Regions from separate parts of the Homo sapiens genome. Here region 2 is linked to region 1. The links are chromatin contacts, found by Hi-C or POLR2A ChIA-PET in ENCODE. All regions are on one chromosome and are shown on one strand. Each heading gives the region's core, a stretch centred on a gene start or an enhancer-like site at or near the end of the contact. The rest is flanking DNA. Distances are from core to core; before and after follow the strand shown.

Region 1 (4,865 bases), core at 1,435-3,934:
CAGAACAAAGCTAGAGAATAATTAAAAGAATATTAAAATATACAGCACTCAACAGGATAAAATTCACAATTTCTGGCATTTTATCAAAAAGTACCAGGCATGCAAAGAAGGAGGAAAACATGATTGTGATGGTTAATTCATGTGTCAACTTGATTGGCCACAGGGTGCCCCAATATTTGCTTAAACATTACTCTGAATGTGTCTGTGAGAGTGTTTCCGGATAAATATCAACAATTGAATCTGTAACCTGAGTAAAGAAGATTGATCTCCCCAGTGTGAGTGGGCCTCACCCAATTCAGTGAAGGCCTGAATAGACAACATAGTTGAGTGACGGAGAATTTGCTCTCATGACACGACTGTCATCAAGCAAGAACATCAGTCTTCCCTTGCCTTTGGGCCCAGACTAGAACTGGAATTTACATCCACCTCTCCTGATTCTCAGGCCTTCAGACTTGGGCTAGAACAATATCGTTGGCTCTCCTGAGTCTCCAGCTTGCCAACTGCAGATCTTGGGACTCTTCTCTGCCTCTCTAAGTGTGTGGGCCAATTCCATAAAGAAATAAATCTCCTGTTTTAGCCGGGTGTGGTGGCACGCACCTGTAATCCCAGCTGCTCAGGAGGCTGAGGGAGGAGAATCGCTTGAACCTGGTAGACGGAGGTTGCAGTGAGCCGAGACCGTGCCATGGCACTCTAGCCTAGGCGACAGAGCGAGACTCCGTCTCAATAAATAAATAAATAAATATCCTGTTGATTCATTCTTTTTCTTTTGAGATGGAGTCTCACTCTGTCGCCTAGGCTGGAATGCAGTGGCATGATCTCGGCTCGTTGCAACCTCCGCTTCCCTGGTTCAAGTGATTCTCCTGCTTCAGCCTCCTGAGTAGCCGGAATTACAGGCCCACGCCACCACACCTGGCTAATTCTTGTATTTTTAGTAGAGATGGGGTTTGCCATGTTGGCCAAGCTGGTCTCCAACTCCTGACCTCAAGTGATCCACCCGCCTCAGCCTCCCAAAGTGCTGGGATTACAGGCGTGAGCCACCACTCCTGGCCTCCTGTTGATTCTTTCTCAGCAGTACCCTGATTAATAATAAAAAAGTTAAATGTATTATTATCACTTCTATTTTATGTAAAGAAGAAATTGAGGCCACTAGAGATGTAACTGGTCCCAAATCAGACAGCTAATACATGGTGAAGGGAGGACTTGAACCCTGATTTTGGGTTTCTACATTCTGTGTCCCGCCCACACTCACTGTCATCCCTGGTTGAGTGTGATTGTGCAGCTCTCATGCTCTGGCCCTCCCTTTTTTTGGCACTGCATTATACGTTGCATCTATTGCAACTTCATATTGTAGTTTCATGGAATTATTATTATTGTCATTATTTTTAGAGACGGGGTCTTGCTGTGTTGCCTGTGCTGGAATGCAGTGGCTATTCATAGGCACAATCATAGCACGCTGCAGCCTCGAACTCCTGGCCTCAAGTGATCCTCCTGCCTCAGCTTCCCAAGTAGCTTGGACTACAGGTGTGCACCACAGTGCCCAGCTTTCATAGCGTTATTCTTAAATCCCCACCTGGCCTGCAAAGCTGAGAAGAAAGTACATGACTTCCGGAGTTAGACAGCCTTAGGTTTTAATCCTAGCTCCCTCGCCACTTGCTCATTTTAAGACCTTGGGCAATAACAAGAATCTCCAGTGTTTATTGAATGCTTAGTATGTTCAGTGATGCTAAGAGCTTAATATGTATTAATTTCCTCTAACCTACACAACAACTCAAGGAGGTAAAAACAATTAATATTCCCATTTTGTGGAAGAGGAAATTAAGAGAATCCATTTTCTCTCTCTCTTTTTTTTTTTTTTTTTTTTGAGATGGAGTTTTGCTCTTGTCACCCAGCCTGGAGTGCAATGGCACAATCTCAGCTCACTGCAACCTCTGCCTCCGGGGTTCAAGCGATTCTCCTGCCTCAGCCTCCCAAGTAGCTGGGATTACAGGCACGGGCTACCACGCCTGCTAATTTTTGTATTTTCAGTAGAGACAGGATTTCACCATGTTGGCCAAGCTGGTCTCCAACTCCTGACCTCAGGTGATCCATCCACCTTGGCCTCCCAAAGTGTTGGGATTACAGGCAGGAGCCACCACACCTGGCCGAGAATCCATTTTTTGTGTGACAACAGTCACATCTAATTTACTAGGCTATCATGAGGATTACATGAGATAACACATAGAAAGTGTCTAGAGGGTAAGAGTGGCTTTGCAACTCTTCCTCCCCTCCCTGTCACCTCCTCCACTGAGGGCAAGGACCACATCTCTGCTGCCTCTGCTTTCCCTAGTAAAGGGCAGGGGTGAGCAAGTAACAGGGGCACCAGAAATGTTATCAATGATCAATTTGAAGATTGGAACTCCCCTCGCATTTGACCTTAATTCCTCTTTCACCAAAAACACCAAACATATAGATGTCATTTGCTCTGCCTGCCACTATCCACCCAACAAATACAGCTCATGGAGCAGCTAAACTTTGCTGGTAATAACAACCACTTGATATGTTCCACCATCATGTTCTGAAACCAACTGACTAAGGAAAACATACCTGGACTGAATAATGACCACCTGCACGTTGGGTGTAACTCAGCACTTTGCTGACTGTTGTATGCCACTTTGGCTACACAAAGAATCACCCAGGATCTCTCTGAAAATACTGACGCCTGGCTCCACGCCAGAAATCATGATTCATTCAATCTGAAGTGATGCCCAGGCATTAAAAATGCTTAAGTTCTAGAGATGACTCTAATGTGTCACCAGGATTACAAATAGTTGATTTACCTATATACATGAAAGGGAAATTAATTTTAGCCATTCTAATTATTATTTAGGATGGCAAATCTGTCTCTTTGCATGTGTTATTCAGACTATAACCAAATATTATAGCATGGTGCAGTAACCATACAAGGAAACTAAAAAAAAAAATTATGGTATAGACTGAGATCAGCAAATACATGGCTGCCCCTCCCTGTGTCCACAATTGCAACACTCATCTGAGTCCTGGTCTTGCATCCTTTCCCAAGAGAGCATCTTGGTGGTCACACGAGATGGAGCTTAATCTTGCACAAGGTATACACACACTTAAAAAGCTATTACGGCCAGGCACAGTGGCTCGCACCTGTAATCCCAGCACTTTGGGAGGCTGAGGCGGGCGGATCACCTGAGGTCAGGAGTTCGAGACCAGCCTGGTCAACATGGCGAAACCCCGTCTCTACTAAAAATACAAAAATTAGCTGGGCATGGTGGCGCATGCCTGTAATCCCAGCTACTGGGGAGGCTGAGGCAGGAGAATCGTTTGAAACTGGGAGGTGGAGGCTACAGTGAGCTGACATTGCTCCATTGCACTCCAGCTTGGGCAACGAGAGTGAAACTCCATCTCAAATAAATAAATAAATAAATAAATAAATAAAAAGCTATTACCAGACAGTATTTACTGTATTTATTCAATAAATATTGATCAAGAACCTACTATATGCCAGGACCTGCGTTAGCTACCAGCAATACGAAGATGGATAACATGTGGTTCCTGGCCTCAAAGAACTCAGTCTGTTGGAGGAGAGAGGATGTGGTAAGTGCTTTGTAGAATATGTACACAATGCTGTTAAAACAAAGAGAACAAATCAACTATTCATGCCTGGGAGAATCAGGAAAGATGACAAGAATTGTCAACTGTGTTGGATCATAAGGGATTGAGTAGGAATTCACAAGGCCCCATTCAACTGAACCAGTATTCTAGTGAAGGATTAGCATGTATGACTGCAGTAATATGAAATAGCTGCTGTGTTTAGTCTACAAGTGGTGTTAATAGTGTGACTGTGGCCAAAGATGAGCATGAGGGATTGACAGAAAGTCAGGCTGGAAAAAGAAGTATCAGGGACTTTGCATGGCATTTTGGTGTTCAGGTGACAGTTAAGACTGTCCAGTGAAATTTCTGTGATGATGGAAATTAAGGGGGTAGTTCAAGCAAGAAAGAGTATAGGAATTCCAAGAGTGAACCTAAACTCAAAGGGAAGGTCTTGCACTTACATCAAAAGTTTGGGAAATCAACATACTTGCATGTTTTGATCTAGATAAAATTCTTTTTTTGTTTTTTTGTTTGTTTGTTTTTTTGAGACGGAGTCTCGCTCTGTCGCCCAGGCTGGAGTGCAGTGGCTCGATCTCGGCTCACTGCAAGCTCCGCCTCCCGGGTTCACGCCATTCTCCTGCCTCAGCCTCCCGAGTAGCTGGGACTACAGGTGCCTGCCACCATGCCAGGCTAATTTTTTTTGTATTTTTAGTAGAGACGGGGTTTCACCATGTTAGCCAGGATGGTCTCAATCTCCTGACCTCATGATCCGCCTGACTTGGCCTCCCAAAGTGCTGGGATTACAGGCGTGAGCCACTGTGCCCGGCCCTGATATAGATAAAATTCTTAAATTCCACTTGTCTTTTAAAAAATAATTATTCCCAATTCTCACAAAGTTTTTGTCTTCATAGACCAATCACCAATCCATACAGCTTCATTTCAGTGCCACAGCTAAGGATGTGAAGATACTGTTTATGCCACGACGTTTACTCAGCAATACAATTCACCAGTACTTAAAGGAAAGTTGCTACTTCCACCCACCATTAATAACTCACTTTTTTTCTTTATCGTCCCACTTTTTTTATTTACTTTTAAAAAATGTTTTAAATTTTAATATATTTAAGAGATACAAGTACAGATTTCTTACAGGCTTGTACTGCATTATGGTGAAGTCTGGGCTGCTAGTGGACCCATCACCCAAATAGTGAACATTGTCCCCAATAGCTAATCTACAACCCTTACCCCACTTCCACCTAAATAACTCA
Region 2 (4,865 bases), core at 1,083-3,582, 140 kb before region 1:
TTGACCATTAGAAACTACTCTGACAGCAATATCCAGAATTGCTCTTGCTCTAATCAGCCAAAGCTACTTCTAGTAGCTTTGTATTTTGTGTTCTCTAGTATGGTATATTCTAGTATTTTGTGTTACCTCTTCAGAGAACATGTTTGACAATGGCAATACAGGCACAGATTCTCCTGGGATGGCAAAAGCTTTATTCTACAATAGTGACATTTGAAGGACTTTTTTTTTTCCTTCTACAGGAATATTTAGATGCTCCTTTCTTGTAAACTATTGTGGACTAGAGTGTAACACTGAAAAGACAGAACTGATCATGAACCTTCTGCCCTAGTCCCAGGGGGCACGTCAAGCAATTGACAGCAACAGGGGTCATTTCCTCCCATCTATCTGATCAGGGTGCCGCAGCCAGCCATTCCTGGATTCTTGAATATTCCTAAATGTCCACAAACCAAGCATCTTCCATACTGTGAAACATTATCATTTTTAAAAGATATCAAAATTACTTTCACTTTGAAAAAAATGTTTAATAGCTTGTGGAAAACTGAAACTCTCAAAGATGAATGCTAAGAATATAAACTGACCTATATGTAGAAAAAAACTGGGAATACCTATAAATATTGTAAGTTTTCAAACTGTCAGTCCTGGTTCTTCCACTTTTAGGAATCTATCTTATGAAATAACTTTTTAAAATGCATGAATCCATATGTATAAGGATTCTAGGACACCATTATTCATATCAGTGAAAAAATAAAAACCATAGAGAAAAGCCAAGTAAAGTACAGTATATCAATCCTATGGAATACCACACAGCTGTTAAACACTCACATGTAACGATCTGGGGAAGTGTCAATGTCAAATTCACATTGTAGGACAACACCTATTATGTGATTCTATGCTTGCAAAAAAAAAATGAACAATCCATGAGCAACAACAAAAACCTTATGTGTACCTTATTTATGTATTTGAGTATGTACACAGAAAAGGCTTCAAAATGAACTATTAACAATGATTTCTTCCAGAGGGTGAGTATGATAGGGAAGAGAAAAAGACATTCCATTTACTTTATATACTTCAGGATGGAATTTTATGAGATGATCATTTAACTATTAAAATCAAGGAAAAAAGTGATCTTTTAAATGACTTTTACCTTCACTCAGTTGCTCCAGGGATCCTCTAGAAAGAAGACTTGAGAAAGATTCTACAACTGTGTATTTTTTCCTGTATCTACATTGAATAAATAAAAAGGGAGATAGAAAATAGAAAAAAAAAATCAGGCTGAGCTCATTTTCATTTGACGTTCATTTCAGTCACTATCACACCAAAGAGTCAAAAAGCTGAAACTCTAAACCCTGAAGTCTATAGGACACAGATCATCCTTTTCCAACACTCTACATGCAGCACTGGCTAGCCATTTGTGGGAACTCAGTCTGTGCTACTGAACACCACGTGGGGAAACCCACACACACCAATGAAAACTAACCTCCAAAGTACCTTCCCTTATCCCTATAACTAAAATCAGTATTTGTGGTAAAATTCTCCACAGGTTAAAAATGAAGTTAAAGTGCAATATTTGGAAGCTCTCTTCATTTGAGGAGCTTACAACACAATTACATCAGGATGTAATTTCACCCATGTTAACCTTCTGATCATGAACCTTCTGCCCTAGTCCTATGGGGGGCACATCAAGCAATTGACAGCAACAGGGGTCATTTCCTCCCATCCATCTGATCAGGGTGCTGCAGCCAGCCATTCCTGGATTCTTGAATATTCCTAAATGTCCACAAACCAAGCATCTTCCATACTGTGAAACACCTATCATTTTTTAAAAGATATCAAAATAACTTACCCCTTGAAAAAAATTTTGATAGGGTCTTCCTATACACACAAAGTAAAGCTTAAAATAAAACTAAAAATCTATCTCATTTTCACCAAACAAAAGTGTTCAAAAACAGGTCCTTCTTAAACAAATAAAACATTCCCTCATGAATTTGCATCTCCCACTTAAAACAAGAATGTTCCTTGTGTGGCTTGGTTTGGCATGCAGTACCTAATGTCATCTACATTGAGAGATGCTTGCTGCTAATCCCACTGAAATCCCCCCGAAATCCCCCCCAGATCTCTGTAGCTCAGACCCCAGGCTATCAAAAAGAAAAGTGGAATATGTAGATGCCAAATGGGAATCCTTCAGCTTCGAGGCTGAATTTCTTTTCTGTAACTGTGGCCAATTTCAAACACAGAGCTTTTGGTCAGGCAAATGACATTATTTTTGTCACACAGGCATAAAAGTTTGCAGTCACATCTTAAGTATTTAATGACTCGTCATACTTTTGGCAGGTTTGTAAAGCGTCCTTCATGGCAGAAATGCCGTTCTGGATGTCCTGTTGCTCGAAGGTCAGGACAGCCTGCAACACCACAATGGTACTGTAGCCCAAGGCATGGTACATACTCTCCTTAGCCCTGGGAAGAACACAGGGAATTCAGACATTTTAATTCAATGGAAATACTGATCATAAGAAATCCTAGTAAATGCATGTCCTGACTTGCACAGTAACCTTTATTCCTTCACCATAATCACTGAAATTATATGGGTGGTGAAAAGTAACCTCTTAAAAACTCAAGTACCAAGGACTTTCCAATGTAAACCCACACAGGCAGAACAAAATGTTCCAGGTTGAAGGGGACAATATGCATTTCCCTATTTCAACACAAGAGGGCAGCCTGCAGGCAGATTGCAAGCAAACTGTTTTCTGTTGAAAAAGGGGCAGCACACGGCCTTTGGCTCTGAAATAAGTGCTAAAATAAAGGCCGCTGGAAATGTATTTTTTGACAGAGAGATTCTGATATATTTTTTCAAAAATAAAGGCTTATATAAAATAATCCCTCTCCTCGCCAGCCAAAGGCCAAGAGCAAACAAGATTTTGGAATAAGTTAGGCTGGTCACAAGAGCCATGACCAAAGTAGTTGTCAGACCTTGTATCTAGTCTAATCCCATTATCTGAAGTTCCTGATTAAAGTTCTTGATATTTCAAATCATCAAGTTACAGTGAGAACTGCTTCAGGATTCTTAAGGATGTTAACTAGAACTAGTCCTAATAGATGGCAGACATCCAGATTCTCGGGCTATGAGAACATCATTTATTTTCTCAAAACTTCTTAAGCTGTATTAATTATTTATAAGGTTTAAAATGGTAATGCATGGTTTTGTTTTTAATTTAAATATTAATGCATAACAGCCTGCTGCCATGCAAAACAAATGCAAGCCACATTATTCTTTGCCTCCATGGAAATAGTCTAAACATCCTTTGGTAATTTGCAGCTTGTCCTGAACATTGAGGGCACTATCTGTTCAAAAGAACCACAAGGAATCAGAGCAGCCCAAAGTTAATCATTAATTGTGGTTTCAAACCTCACATTTTTAACTGAAAGCTCTTTCAAGAAGCAAAAAAAAAAAAAAAAATGATTCAAGTGAGGGAAAAGTATTTTTATTTATTTAATTTTTTTTGAGACAGAGCTTCGCTCTTGTTGCCCAGGCTGAAGTACAATGGCACAATCTCGGCTCACCACAACCTCCGCCTCCCGGGTTCAAGTGATTCTCCTGCCTCGGCTTCCCGAGTAGCTGGGATTACAGGCATGCACCACCATGCCTGGCTAATTTTTTGTATTTTTAGTAGAGACAGGGTTTCTCCCTGTTGGTCAGGCTGGTCTCGAACTCCCGACCTCAGGTGATCCATCTGCCTCGGCCTCCCAAAGTGCTGGGATTACAGGCGTGAGCCATTTAAACACTGAAACATGTACAAAAATCGGAGACTAACCTGACTGAACACAACACTAAATCACCTATTTTCATTCCATGTTATGACCAGCTGTGTGTCAGTGGCAGAGAAAGACTCGTTTGAATAAAAATCAAAGGAGATAATGGATACAAAAATACAGTTAAATGGAAGCAATAACTTCTAGTATTTAATAATAGAGAAATTATAATTAACAATAATTTATCATTATTTCAAAATAGCTAGAAGAGAATAATTATAAATGTTCCTGACACTAAGAACAGATAAATGTTTGAGGTGATGGATAACCCAGTTAACCTGATCGATCACTGAACACTGTATACAGGTAAGGAATTATCACATGTACTCCAAAAATAGGTACAACTATGGCTCATCAATAAAAGCATTTAAAAACCCAAAGAAGACAGGCAAGTAGGCTGAGAAAAGAGAAGGAGAGACTGAGAGAGGGAAAGACAAGCAGACAAAAGGAGGTAGAGACAGGAGACAAAGAAGTCTGAGGGACAGAGGAGGACAGAAGGAAAAAAGCAGAGGACAGGCAAGGTGGAGATTGTGAGGCAAATATTGAAGACAACACTGGAAAATTTCCTTAGACTACAGGGCTTCATTATCGATTTCATCATTTGTTCTTAACCTGTGAAACAATAGCTGACCCATCTTGATTACAGCTATTCTAAATCTTAACACAATTACCATAGCAGCTCCTCAGCAGGTCAATCAATCTCTAAGATTCACATGACCAGAGTCCAGTCACCCTGGTAACCACTCAAAGTAAGGAACGAGATTGCCGACTTTTATGCCCAAGTAATCTTGGAAATTATCATATGAGGTCTAAGCTTCATCTAAGCAAGTGTTTGAGGGCACAATGTACGATTATTCTTGTCAAGACAAAGGCCGAGTAAACAGGCAAGCACAGGTTTTATTGCCACATCTGAAAACTTAACAGGTACTATTAATTGAAATTAAATTGCTTGTTTTTCGAACAAATAGAGAACCCCAATAATAGTCTTCTTATCTTAAATTTCTTAATAGCATTGAGATCAGCATATTCTGGTTTTTCCCCTCCCCATTTCAAAGGAA

Evidence for each region. Hi-C counts contacts between places; a loop is a spot of excess contacts on that map. ChIA-PET counts read pairs that join two places held with the same protein, here RNA polymerase II (POLR2A). Pooled maps may share reads with other maps.
Region 2: a map of CD4-positive, alpha-beta T cell shows a loop between it and region 1 (5-fold over the local background). The contact joins two enhancer-like sites. A Hi-C loop is called at or near these places in 7 of 168 maps with a recorded cell type or tissue (B cell, CD4-positive, alpha-beta T cell, CD8-positive, alpha-beta T cell and 3 more), 13 of 37 single-sample maps with no recorded cell type and 15 of 50 pooled maps. POLR2A ChIA-PET finds 5 or more read pairs at or near these places in 2 of 52 experiments (both activated T-cell).

The regions. Positions count from the first base shown.
Region 1 is chr9:15,347,592-15,352,456 of GRCh38, forward strand. No RefSeq gene overlaps it. Among named protein-coding and RNA genes, the nearest start is that of TTC39B, 43 kb to the left of the region's middle. Within about 2 kb of position 2,685, at least 4 of the 41 ENCODE cell types and tissues checked have a DNase peak (open chromatin) inside an H3K27ac peak, as active enhancers do.
Region 2 is chr9:15,208,944-15,213,808 of GRCh38, forward strand. TTC39B (tetratricopeptide repeat domain 39B) reads right to left here. Exons shown (of 20, transcript NM_152574.3): 5 at 2,323-2,454; 6 at 1,145-1,221. Among named protein-coding and RNA genes, the nearest start is that of TTC39B, 96 kb to the right of the region's middle. Within about 2 kb of position 2,333, at least 4 of the 41 ENCODE cell types and tissues checked have a DNase peak (open chromatin) inside an H3K27ac peak, as active enhancers do.